Linked DNA regions of Homo sapiens: region 2 is linked to region 1. Evidence: chromatin contacts called from ENCODE Hi-C or POLR2A ChIA-PET data. All regions are on one chromosome and are shown on one strand. Each heading gives the region's core, a stretch centred on a gene start or an enhancer-like site at or near the end of the contact. The rest is flanking DNA. Distances are from core to core; before and after follow the strand shown.

Evidence for each region. A loop is a pair of places that touch in the nucleus more often than their neighbours do. ChIA-PET counts read pairs that join two places held with the same protein, here RNA polymerase II (POLR2A). Pooled maps may share reads with other maps.
Region 2: a map of cardiac septum shows a loop between it and region 1 (5-fold over the local background). The contact joins the enhancer-like site here to the promoter of SRGAP3 in region 1. A Hi-C loop is called at or near these places in 5 of 168 maps with a recorded cell type or tissue (PC-3, Right ventricle myocardium inferior, cardiac septum and 1 more), 1 of 37 single-sample maps with no recorded cell type and 15 of 50 pooled maps. POLR2A ChIA-PET finds 5 or more read pairs at or near these places in 4 of 52 experiments (H1, PC-3, WTC11 and 1 more).

What each region holds. Positions count from the first base shown.
Region 1 is chr3:9,245,547-9,251,313 of GRCh38, reverse strand. It overlaps SRGAP3 (SLIT-ROBO Rho GTPase activating protein 3), which reads left to right and starts at 1,668. Exons shown (of 22, transcript NM_014850.4): 1 at 1,668-2,429. The coding sequence starts at 2,363. It overlaps SRGAP3-AS4 (SRGAP3 antisense RNA 4), which reads right to left and starts at 1,558. Exons shown (of 3, transcript NR_146969.1): 1 at 1,493-1,558. RefSeq lists an enhancer at 1,650-1,889.
Region 2 is chr3:9,065,452-9,071,678 of GRCh38, reverse strand. The region is part of intron 4 of SRGAP3 (SLIT-ROBO Rho GTPase activating protein 3); the gene reads left to right. Among named protein-coding and RNA genes, the nearest start is that of RAD18, 110 kb to the right of the region's middle. Within about 2 kb of position 4,103, at least 3 of the 41 ENCODE cell types and tissues checked have a DNase peak (open chromatin) inside an H3K27ac peak, as active enhancers do.

The sequences.
Region 1 (5,767 bases), core at 419-2,918:
CTATTTCTGAACTGGTGACCTCCTGCCTCCGGGTACAAGGCTATAATAAGCCCCATGATTCACCAGTTGGACTTCTCCCTGTCGTTGCTCCAAGCAGGTCTTGTGCTTTGCCACCTGTGGGCCCCAGCTCATGCTGTGTGCTCCAGGAGAACATCCTGCCCCGCCTCACTCCCTTTGCCATACTTGCCTGGGGACGCCCACTGCAGCTGCCATGTCCTCTAGGAAGCCTTGATGGACTAGCATGGATAACCTATTCATTTCTGAGTCCAAACAGAATCATTTATTATAGACTCAGAAAAAGGCAAATGGAAGACTATACCTATTTTGAGAAATTTGGGAACATTTATCTCAGGGGACAGTCAGGGGCCAATACACATTAGTGACAATCTTAGCATATGAAATTCCAGTGATCAGCGACTCTTTAGTGCTTGACTCAGTTTTTACAGAATGAATCTTATTCTACCTTAATTCCACATGAAATGGGTTTGGTCTCCCTTGTAGAATGCAGGAGACTTTGAGCCTGGGTTGGAAGGCTGGTGACCTTGGGTAAGTCACTTCCCATATCTGAGCCTCTGCTCCTTTGTCTGTGAAAGAGTGGTGCTTATACCTATGTTGTTAGGTTGTTGGGGGATATAAAAGGGTAATAACAGTTGCTACTGTTTATTGAGTGCTTGCTATGCACCAGAGACTGTGCTAAGCTTAGCTTTGCATTTTTCTTTGATCTTTTCAAGAGCTCCTCTCATTCCCGATGTTCCTTACCCTGCAATATTTTTTCCCATAGCACTTTACATTTTGTATGATATTATATAATATACTTACTGTGCTTATTTTTGGTCTTCCTCTCCCAGGGCCTCTTGCCTCGTACAACTCCAGGGGGCACCATTCACAATGCTTTCTACTCCAGGGGTGCTTTTTACTAAGAATATTAGCATGAATGGTGGAAACTGCTGGAGTTGTGTGATGTGGAGCCCCGGGAGCTTCAGAAGGTCAGGGATTTTTGTGTGTGCCAGTTCTGATCATTGCTGTATCCCTGTACCCAGAACGGTGCTAGACCTATAGTAAGCATTCAGTAAATATCTGTTGAAAGAATGAATAACATAGCCTCCAAAGAGAGCTGATTTTACTATCTAGGAAACTGAGGCTCAGTCTGACTTATGAATTTGCCCAGAGCCCCACAAGCCAATGACCCACCCAGCTGTTCTGCCTCCAGTGTGCCTGCTCTGCGTGGCTTTGCTAAGCTGCATGCCTTTAACTCCTCGCATCGTCTCTGCCACCAAGTAACTGCTCAACAAATATTGATGCTTTTCCCTACATGGGTCAGGCCCTCTGCTAGACTATCCCAGTAGAGTGACAAACCATCATATAGCTGTTGATTCCAGAAACTGAATTAAATTGCACAGTGCAAAAAAAGGGAGGATCTTAAGTTTTTGGAAGAAAAATCCCTAACCCAAGTGCTAATGTTTGGAGTTTGCAGAAGCCTCTCAAGACTTACCAACCCGATTACTTTTCCTGCTGCCTTCCCTTTTGTGAGCGTTTCTTCCCCTTTTTGCTTGCAGTGAGTTCTGCTCTCCTGTAGGCTACAATGTGTCAGTTGTTATAAAATCCGGGAGGCGGAGTCTAGTGACGTGAGCAGTGGGGGAGAGCTCAGCCAGCCCTGCAGGGCGAGCAGTCCAGCCTTGTGTTCACCGGAGCTTAAGCGTTGCAGCAGGAAAACTTCCATCTCGCTCTCCTGGCTTTGATCCTCACTGGACATCAGACCAGAGGCACCGAAGGGAGGGAGGATGCGAGATGACCGGCCCTTTGGCAACCTGACCATCGACTTAGCAGAGCCTTCAAAAGCAAGCCAGGGGCTGGCTGCACGACCAAAGAGGCGCCGCGCCTCTCGTGGATGTGTGTGTGTGAGTGATCCAGCGAGTGTGTGTGCGTGTGAGGGTGTGTGTGTGTATGCCTGTGTGCACAGCACAACTGTGTGCGTGTCCCGGTGAGTGTGCCTGTGCATGCGTGAGTGTGTGTACGTGTGCATGTGTGTGTGAGTGCGCTTGGTTATTACTATTATTATTATTTTTGGAAGAAAAATCTTTGAAAATCTGGGGCAGGTTACTGTGCTCCTAGGGTGATTCTTCTTTTGCAAGAGGAGCTGACCAGGGCAAGCTACTAGAGCCATTTCTCGGCAAGTAAAGAGATTTTTCCTTCCAGAAGGAGAAGGATTTTTCTCCCTGCTCTGCAGCCAAGTGAAAGAGATTAGTCCCTAAACCTGTGAAATCGACCAGAGCTGTGTGATTACCAGGGCTTGAGAGAGGACTCGAAAAGAAAAGGAGAAATAAATCAAACAGCCTGTCAGTTCCTTTGGCCACGTCAGAAGATGTCATCTCAAACTAAGTTCAAGAAAGACAAAGAGATCATTGCTGAATATGAAGCCCAAATAAAAGGTGAGATGCGGGCTGGGAGAGTTTTCCTTCTCCTCCCCTTTCGTTTTTCTCTTGTTCTGGTTCCCATCCCCCGCTGCCCCCCGTTTTCCTCTCTGCCATTATGAAATGTTATGCATCAATAATCTTTTTGTGAGGAGTAACAGTGGCAGCCGCACAAGTCCGGACTGGTTTCAACTGCAGATAGCGCTGGGGCTGGGAGTGTGGATTATGGAATGGGCAGCAGTCTCTGCATTGCAGGTGTGTGAGGAGGATCCTATGCCTGACTTTAGGAGTGTCGCTGATACCCCATCATCTTGGCGGTGACATGTCACTCTAAGGCCATTTTGATAGTCACTACCTCCACCCCTTCCCTGCCATGGTAAAAGCCCTTTAATATTGGGGTATTTTTTTACCATCTGCTCTTTTTTTCCTCCCCCTTTTTGGTTTCTGTTGGTGGTGGTGGTTTTGCCTCCGCCTCTTTCTCTGGGCCGGAATTCACATGCATGTGCACAGCGAGGCAGCATCCCTGGGCGGCACTTCTTTGTCGGTGTCTCTGGGCTGGCCTGGGTTGCCATGGATTAACTGTTATGGGGCATATTGATCCAGACTAATGCAGGCATTTGGGCATAAAAAGGGAGCTTGGTGCAGAAAATGTATTATCTCGCAGTGTGCAGCCCAATCACTCTGTGCCCTGGCGTTTAGGTTCATCAGCTTTCATTCAAAGCCAACACCTCGGCATGCCGTTTGGGCTGGTCAGCGCTGCCTGGCTTCCGGGGTTCCAGGAGAAGCCTGCCGGGAGGGCGAGATGACCTCTGGCTGCTGGTTGCACCTTCTGTGCCACCGGGTGTATACTTCTTTCAGAAGCCGCTCCCTAAATCCACGCTAGCCAGGCGAAATAGGAAAGGGAACACAATTGCATGGCTAAATGCGGGCTTGCCGCATCCTCATTCAGGCCAGACTGGGGCTTCTCCCACCCCTACACGTTCTAGGCTCAGCTTTGGCAAGGAAAATCTAAAAGCTCCATCCAGCAGGCTCCTCCTTTCTCTGAGGATGTGCCCTGTGGGAAGCCTGGGCTCGTGCCTCTTGGCGTCCGCTTTCTTTCTGGTCATGGTTCTCCTTGCTGCGACACAGGGTGTGTTGTGGCCTCTCCTAGAAAGAGTAAAGACAAAATGCATCTTCAGCGGACCTTGAGGCCTATCTTTGAGGTTATGCACAGGCTGTTGAGCAAGTTGGGTATTTGGGGCTCAAGCAACCTGAGGTTGCCACACCTGCTTCTGGGCGCTGCTGCAACTGAAGACCCAATGACCCAGGGAGCTGGGTGGCCTCCTTAAAAGCAGCGGGAAGGCTGGGCACCGCAGCTGCCATACACGCTTCAGATGCTTGGGAAACTTTGGGAGTGGAGCAGCCACGGGGGGAGGGATCTGTTTTTTTTCCAGTCTCACCAACAGTCTTTTTGCCTTTTAGTCCTGGTCAAAAGCCCAGCGTGCTCATCACCTCTGGGCATATCCTAGGGCAAGAGGAGCAGAAAACCCTGCTCTTCCCTGGTCTCCTGTCTTTGGTTTTTCAGTTCAATGTGGAAAACAGTGACTTACGATGTCTCAGCCTTGCTGAAAATTTAGAAATAAGCGCTTTATTGGTCAGAGATTTTAATTCACCCAACTGCTCAATACAAAAGCCTAGTTTCAATCTTTGAATAGACTCTTTTTAGGGAGTTTATGTTTTATAAAATGAATTTGGCCAATTATTATTATTTTATAAAAATTAAGGTTGCCATGAAAATGCCTTGAGAGAGAAGGGGATGTTGAGTTTTGGACAGTTCAGGTTTTATGATATTTTCTTGGTAGGAAATGTGCTTATCTCATTTTGGAAGGATTGCTACTACTGGGCCAGTGAACTTTTCTTCAGGGCCAGTTAGGCATTAATTGCCCTGGCTGATCCTTTTGCTTTTTACCTTTCATCTTTTATTTTAACAACTAAGCAGCGAGTACCCTGAGTTTTATCAGAAATACACCAATTACCAGGCATTCATCAGGAAATGTGTCCAAATGATCTTGTCTCTTCCAAATACTAAATTTCCTTGCATTCTGGCTAAAGGAGTTACATCTTATTCCTTTAGAATTGACACCCACAAGGTCAGGTCAGGATATGGCTGTCCCTGAAACCCTCTGGAATCTTTTCTTTTAAAATTCTGTGTGTTAATCACCATCATAATTATTGATGTGTGTCTAGGGCCCTGCATTTTCTATGGCTAACTCCCAGACATCACTTACTCTTGGCCCACACAATGTACAGTAGGGTTAGTGTGAACTCAGTTTCAGAGACAAGGAAACTGAGGCCCAGTTAATGTTAAATGACTTGCCCAAGGTCACAAGGCCGATTTTCTCCCAGGCTTGTGTTCCCTGACACATTGTTTGCCCGAAGCTGCCCCTTGAAGGATTGATGTCAGCAGCAGATGGCAGTTTTGTGGGGGGACTGGCAGCCTCTTGATGGAGTTCCATTGTTTACCCTCTTACTTTCATCCCGTTGCCTTTGTTGCATGCCTCTGAAGAACATTTGACCAGTCACCAAAAACAGTGCCCGAGGCCAATTACCTTTCTCCCTGGGAATCATCTGGCCAGTGGGATGCAAAAAGTCCACCTAGTCAGACAGATTTTGTGCTTTGTGAATTTTGTGAAGGGAACTTTTGATTTTTAAAAACAGTGCTGAGTTCTTTGTTGACTTGTTCCCTTTTATGTCTTTTTCAAGAATTTATAGACCTAACACAAAGGAATGTTTTAGAACAGTATTTTTTCTATTGTAAAATAGAAGGATTCATGCCTTCTCTTGCCTCATCAGATACTTGAAGCCTTTTGATTATGAAGCAGTAGTAAACCATATGCTTGCACATTTCTAGTGATGGGGAACTCACTACCTCCCAAGCCCACGTAGTCTATCATCTTTGGACAGCTCTGGCTCTTGTAAGCATTTTTTCTTTTTTCTTTTGTGACAGAGTCTCTCTGTGTCGTCCAGGCTGGAATGTAGTGATGTCATCTTGACTCACTGCAATCTCCGCCTCTTGGGTTCAAGAGATTCTCCTCCCTCAGCCTCCCGAGTAGCTGGCATTACAGGCACGTGCCACCACATGTGGCCAATTTTTGTATTTTTAGTAGAGACGGGGTTTCACCATGTTGGCCAGGCTGATCTCAAACTCCTAGCTTCAAGTGATCCACCCGCCTTGGCCTCCCAAAGTGCTACGATCATAGGTGTGAGCCACCGTGCCTGACCCTTGTAAGCATTTTTTCTTATGTTGCATTGAATATGTCTCTCATCTACTTATTGGTTCTATAGTTCCTTTCCCTTTGGACTTCACAAAATAAGAC
Region 2 (6,227 bases), core at 2,854-5,353, 180 kb after region 1:
CATCCATCCATCCATCCATCCATCCATCCATCCATCCACCTTTGAGAATCAGTCTCTCTCCCACTTCTGGTTTGTTTTCCTCTGTGTGGACTTCATGATCTGGCAGGCTTCTCCCATGTGGTGACAAAAATGGTCCCTAGCACTGCAAATTCTCCTCCCATTAGCCTCTCCCCACCCTCCAGTGGAAAGAAAACACTCCCTTCCCAGTGTTTCCAGTGAAGCCCTAGGGTAGCATCTAATTGGCCTAGCTGAGCTTCCTATGGCCAGATGAACATAAGTTTACGGATTGGCCAGGCCAGGGTCTCATGCCCACCCCAGGATTGTGGGGTGATGTCAAACTCCCATGAACCACGTGTACTGAGAATAGTGGAGGGGAATTTGGGGGATTTCCTCAAAATAAAATTAGGGGGCTATTCCCAAAGAAAGAAGACTGGATGAGTCTGGGCAGAGAAAAACAACAGGTGTCCACTGAGGAGGAGTCCCTTGGGGAGAATGAGGAAGTGGTTCCATTGGCTGGTGCTCCTGATGTTCATACCTGACATACCTGATGTTCTTCCACCTTTCAGCTGCTCCCCAGTCCTGTTTGCCTCCTGCTCCCCTGGGCTAATGCTCACTCTGCTCCCTTTGTCTGGGACACTCCACCCCCATCCCAAGCCCTGCTCACCCAGCTAACAGCTACTCTTCCTGCAGTGTTCAGTTTAGATGTCACTTCCTCCGGGAAGCCTTCCTATGGTGCCTAGTACGTCCTTCATCATTGTACTTATCCCACCATGTGATCATCACTTGTGTAATTGCCTGTATCTCTACTACAGTTTGGATCCTATGAGGGCGGCGACCTGCATGTCTTCCACACTGTAGTATTGCCTAGCATAGTACCTGGCACATAATGAACTGCTCAATAAATATTTAATGATTGATGGTACAGCAATCTCCCTACTTCCAAGTATGCTCAGCAGAACACAGGCAATAGAACTGTACCTCCCTCATTTTACCCTCTCTCCCTGCCTTCTTCTCTTCCTTTCTCCCATCTATCTACCCATCCCTGCATTTATCCACCCACCCACCCATCTGTTCATCTGTCCATCCATCCATCTACCCATCCATTCAGCCATATTCACTGATCCACTGATCTTTTGATCTGTTGATCCAGCCAGCCCAGCCAGTCATTCATTCATGCAAATATGTGTTGATACTTGCTGGGTACCAGGCTCTGCTCTGGTACAGAGAATACTATCACGAACAAGACCCTGGCCTCAGGACTTTGCTTCTCTTTTCCTTCAAGGAGGTCTCAGTCATGCACTGGCCTAGGGTTTCACCCATACACAAATGCTGGAAGCAGTGAGCCACTGTGCCCAGGGACAGCCCTGTCTGCAGGGTGGAGGAAGCACACAGGGACTGCATCATTGAGAAGCTGTTTTCTAACAACTGATCCTTATCCTGCTTCAGGTGTCCCTTTATGGATGCTGTCAACTTCCAGATTCTGTTTGCCTTCTTTTGCATTTAAATGAGGGGCTGAAAGATGGTACAGATAACACTTTGCTGTTTTCAGAATCTGAGGATCAGGGAAGAGGCAAAAGGCAATGTGTGCAAAGCAAAAGGCAGTGTGATGACCAGAAGAGGCAATGCTTAGCGGTAAACAGACCTGGCCTGCAGTCCCAGCTCTGCCTGGCTTTTTGTGTGACATTGGACAGCACTCTTGCTATTTCTTTTCTTTCTTTCTTTCTTTTTTTTTGAGATGGAGTCTCGCTCTGTCGCCCAGGCTGGAGTGCAGTGGCACAATCTCGGCTCACTGCAACCTCTGCCTCCTGGGTTCAAGCTATTCTCCTGCCTCAGCCTCCTGAGTAGCTAGGAGTACAGGGGCCCACCACCACGCCTGGCTGATTTTTGTATTTTTAGTAGAGACAGGGTTTCACTATGTTGGCCAGGCTGGTCTCAAACTCCTGATCTTGTGATCTGCCCGCCTTGGCCTCCCAAAGGGCTGGGATTACAGGCATGAGCCACCGCGCCCAGCCCGCTCTTGCTACTTTTGAGCCTCCATCTCCTCAAGTGAGGGGCTAGGACACCAAGATTTATGGAGGACCTTTTATTCTGAGAACACATGCAACTGAACTTGGTCCAAGAACAGTGGTCTTAACTGACACATCCCTACGAAGTCCTTCCCTAGACTCCCTGAATAGAGTCTGGAGGGCTGGAAAGTGAATCCCTTCCCTGGCATCAAGTGGATGGGTACCTCTGAGGGGCCCTTCAGACATCCCCAGTTCAGGAACTTGGCCTCAGCTGAGCTCCTGCATCCACCTCTGCCCCTTCCCAGCCCTGGGCACACTGCTGCTGGCAGTTGGTCACTTGATAATTTGCAGTTGACAGCACTTTCCCCATCTACCCCCTTCTGATCTTCACCAGGCGGACACGGAGAGGACACACCTCTCCACAGCTACCCAGCAAGTAGTGGGAGGGCTGAGTCTCAAAACCAAGTCTCCCGAATTCCAGTGGGCTGGAGGAGCCTTTCACCCCTGTTTTACAGTTGAGAAAGGGGTACAAGGAAAGCAAAACAACCATGTGTTCAGTAGGCCCAGGCTCTGGGGTCAGCCACCTTGGCTTTGAACCCTGACTCCACTTACCAGCTTTTCACCTAGAGAAACTTACTGACCTATTCTGGGCCATGGTTTTCTCATCTGTAAAGCAGGGATCATAGGATGCCTATCTCATAGGGTTTTTTTGAGAAATAAATGAGTTAATATAGGTAAAGTGCATAAAGCAAGGCCTGGCAAGTAGTAAGTGCTCAATAGATGCTAGCTGCTATCATTGTTGTTACTGTCATCACACTACCTCCCAGGATTAGGGAAAGGACTCATTGAAATGCTCCTTTACTAGAAGGGCTCCTGGAAGGAGGTTTGCAAACTTTGAAGCAATAGATAAGGTTAAATATTATTTAATGCATCCTGGACTAGCAATATTGAGCTAACTGTTCTAGTCTATTGAGCTAAGGACCATTCATGCTGAAGCCCATGTATCAGGTAATTAAATAAAAGAAACATCTAGAGGATTCTGGGTACAAATAGAGTCATTTTGGAGAAACTTCCAGGTGAACTCTTTGGTGGCAGCTGTCTGTCATAAGTCACCCTCGGCAGTGGAGTTCACTGTTATTCTTGGAATCAGGAATCGAGTAGATCACAGGGAGTTTGGCCCCAGGGTACTTGGGTTGTCTTCTCCAAGCATGGGATTTTTGGAATGAAGTTTAGAGGCTGTCTGGGAAGTTTGGCCTGTCGGAGGGCAGGAAGAGTACTCTGTGGCTCAAGAAGAGTAGAAAATGATGTAAAGGGAGAGAAAATAAAAAAAGAAAACTAGGCAAAGGATATGTGGGAATTGAGAACACCCAGCTGGGCTGTTGACCTTGAGAGAGTGGATGGATGCATGGTGATTGGACAGGAAGATCTAGCTGTAAATAGAAAGGCTCTCTTTTCCCCTGAACTACCCAGCACAGATGACAGATTCGTGGCGAGGCAAGCAGACTCAGAAGCCAAAATAGAAAAAGGAGATGTAGCAGGAATCATTGAACGCAGACGGGGATGGGATCCAGACATGAAAAACACCAGCAATATGGTGGTGAGGCAAAGAACCCAGGGTTGTCTGTGGATGTGGAGGGACATGTCGAGAAGGGGGAAGGTGGGGTCCTGGAGACAGCCGCAGCAGGCGTTCTCACACTTTAGCCACACCTATTTTATTTTATTTCTTCTTTACATTCCATCCATTTTTGCTCATTTGTAATCTCCCTAAAACTCCTAGAAACCCCCTTCTTGCTGATTTCATCCTCTCTGTATGCCAGTTCCACCAAGACCATATCCAAATAACTCAATGGACTCATTTATTTTATTTTTATTTTAAGTTCCAGGATACATGTGCAGGACACGCAGGTTTGTTACATAGGTAAACGTGTGCCATCGTGGTTTGCTGCACCTATAGGCCCATCACCTAGGCATTAAGCCCCACATGCGTTAGCTATTTATCCTGATGCTCTCCCTCCCGCCGCCTCCCCTGACAGGCCCCAGTGTCCTTTTAACCAAGGCATGAAGATCATCAAAATAGGCGCCTGCTTTGATTATCTGCAAGTCTGCAGTCACCCCTTTTGGCCACTAGATGTCGAGAACGCATCAATATGGCACATATTCTGGTCCATTGAGTTATTTGGATGTGATCTTGGTGGAACTGGCATACACAGAGGATGAAATCAGCAAGAAGGGGGTTTTTTGGAGTCTTAGGGAGATCGCAAATGAGCAAAAATGGACGGAACGCAGAGAAGCCGTCTTTCCACCAAGACCCATGAAGAAAAGTTGACTGCATTTTAAATCCATGTATTGTTTTCCAAGTTTGGGGGATTTTTAGGATGAAGGAAGAAGGGAGAAACATGGCATAAAAATATATTTTTTTTCACATTAGTTAATGTTCTCCAGAGCTTGTAAGCATTTCCAAGTGAGCATGTTTCAGGTTCTTAAACCCTGAGCCCAAATCAGGGATAATAATGATGATGATGGTGGTGGTGGTGGTGGTAGCATCTGATAGATACCTCCATGGCTCTTACTATGTGGAAGGTATTGTTCTCAGCACTTTACAGAAATTAACTCATTTAGTGCTCATAACAAGCATAGGAAGTAAATTTTTATCCCATTTTTACAGACGAGGAAGCAGAGGTCAGAGAGGTTGTGTGACTTGTCCAAGGTCACACAGCTAAGGAGTGGGACCATCAGGATTCAGCCCAGACACTTGTCCATATTCTTACCTTCCATGATCTACAATATATGTTGCCACATTGACTCCTGGCCAGTGGCAAAGGCAACTTTCTGAACAATGAATCAATGCTGTGATTTAATGATAAAAGTCACAGAGCCTGGGCGTGGTGGCTCACGCCTGTAATCTTAACACTTTGGGAGGTCAAGGCGGGAGGATCACCTGAGGTCAGGAGATCAAGACCAGATTGACCAACACGGTGAAACCCCATCTCTACTAAAATATAAACATTAGCCGGGCATTGTGGCGGGTGCCTGTAATCTCAGCTACTCAGGAGGCTGAGGCAGGAGAATCACTTGAACCCAGGAGGTGGAGGTTGCAGTGAGCCAAGATCATGCTACTGCACTCCAGCCTGGGCAACAAGAGTGAAACTCTGTCTCAAAAAGAAAAAATAAAGTCACAGAATTCCTCATTCTAATAAACGCACTTCACAGCACTTCAAATGACAAGGAATAAGATTTTAGGGTTGGCCAGGAATTCATTCTGAGTTCTCTGACTTACAGGGCTTGGTTAGATAGGAGCACGTTTCATTCCTGGGGGAAGCCTTGGCTCTGTTAGCTGTTACAGTAATCCAAGCCACAGAAGAGAATGAACAAGGCCCAGGAGCCATGGATTCCAGAAGTTTCTTTGTTTCTTAGCATAGAAAGATGATCATACACTTGGCATTGCAGAAGAAAAGTACATTTCTGGTTGGGGACCAGTAAAAATGCTGTTGGTATGGAGCAGCCCAGCCAGTGTTCAGGCTACTAAAAGTATGCCTGCTCAGAAAATGGTAATGAATTAAAAAAATTCATTAAGGGCTGGGTGTGGTGGTTCACACCTATAATACCAGCACTTTGGGAGGCTGAGGCAGGAGGATCACTTGAGCCCAGGAGTTTGAGACGAGCTTGGACAACATGGCAAAACCCCGTCTCTATTTATGAAAAAATGATACAGACAATCTAGGATGATCTGGTAGAAAAAGTGGTGGATTAAAAGTGAGAGGCCAGATTTCCAATATGATTAAATATATATTTACCATATGACCCTCCATCCCACGCCTGGGTATTTACCTAAGAAAAATCAAAATACATGTCCACACAAAGAAATGTACATAAGTATTCATAGCAGCCTTATTCAAAAATAGCTAAAAACTATAAACATCTCAAGTAGCTGTGGACATATGACTAAGTAAACAGATTGTGGCATAGCCATACAATGGAATACTTAGCCATAAAAAAGAAGTTCTGATATGTACGGCACCATCAGTGAATCTCAGAAAAGTTATGCTGAATGAAAAGAGGGCTGATCCAAAGGAGTTTATATTGTATGATTCCATGGAACTGGATTCTAGAACACACAAAACCAATCTACAGTGACAGAAGGCAAATCTATGATTGGGGCTGGGGTGGGGTCAGGGATTGGCTGCAAAGGGCCATGAGGGATCTTTCTGGTGCAGTGGAAGT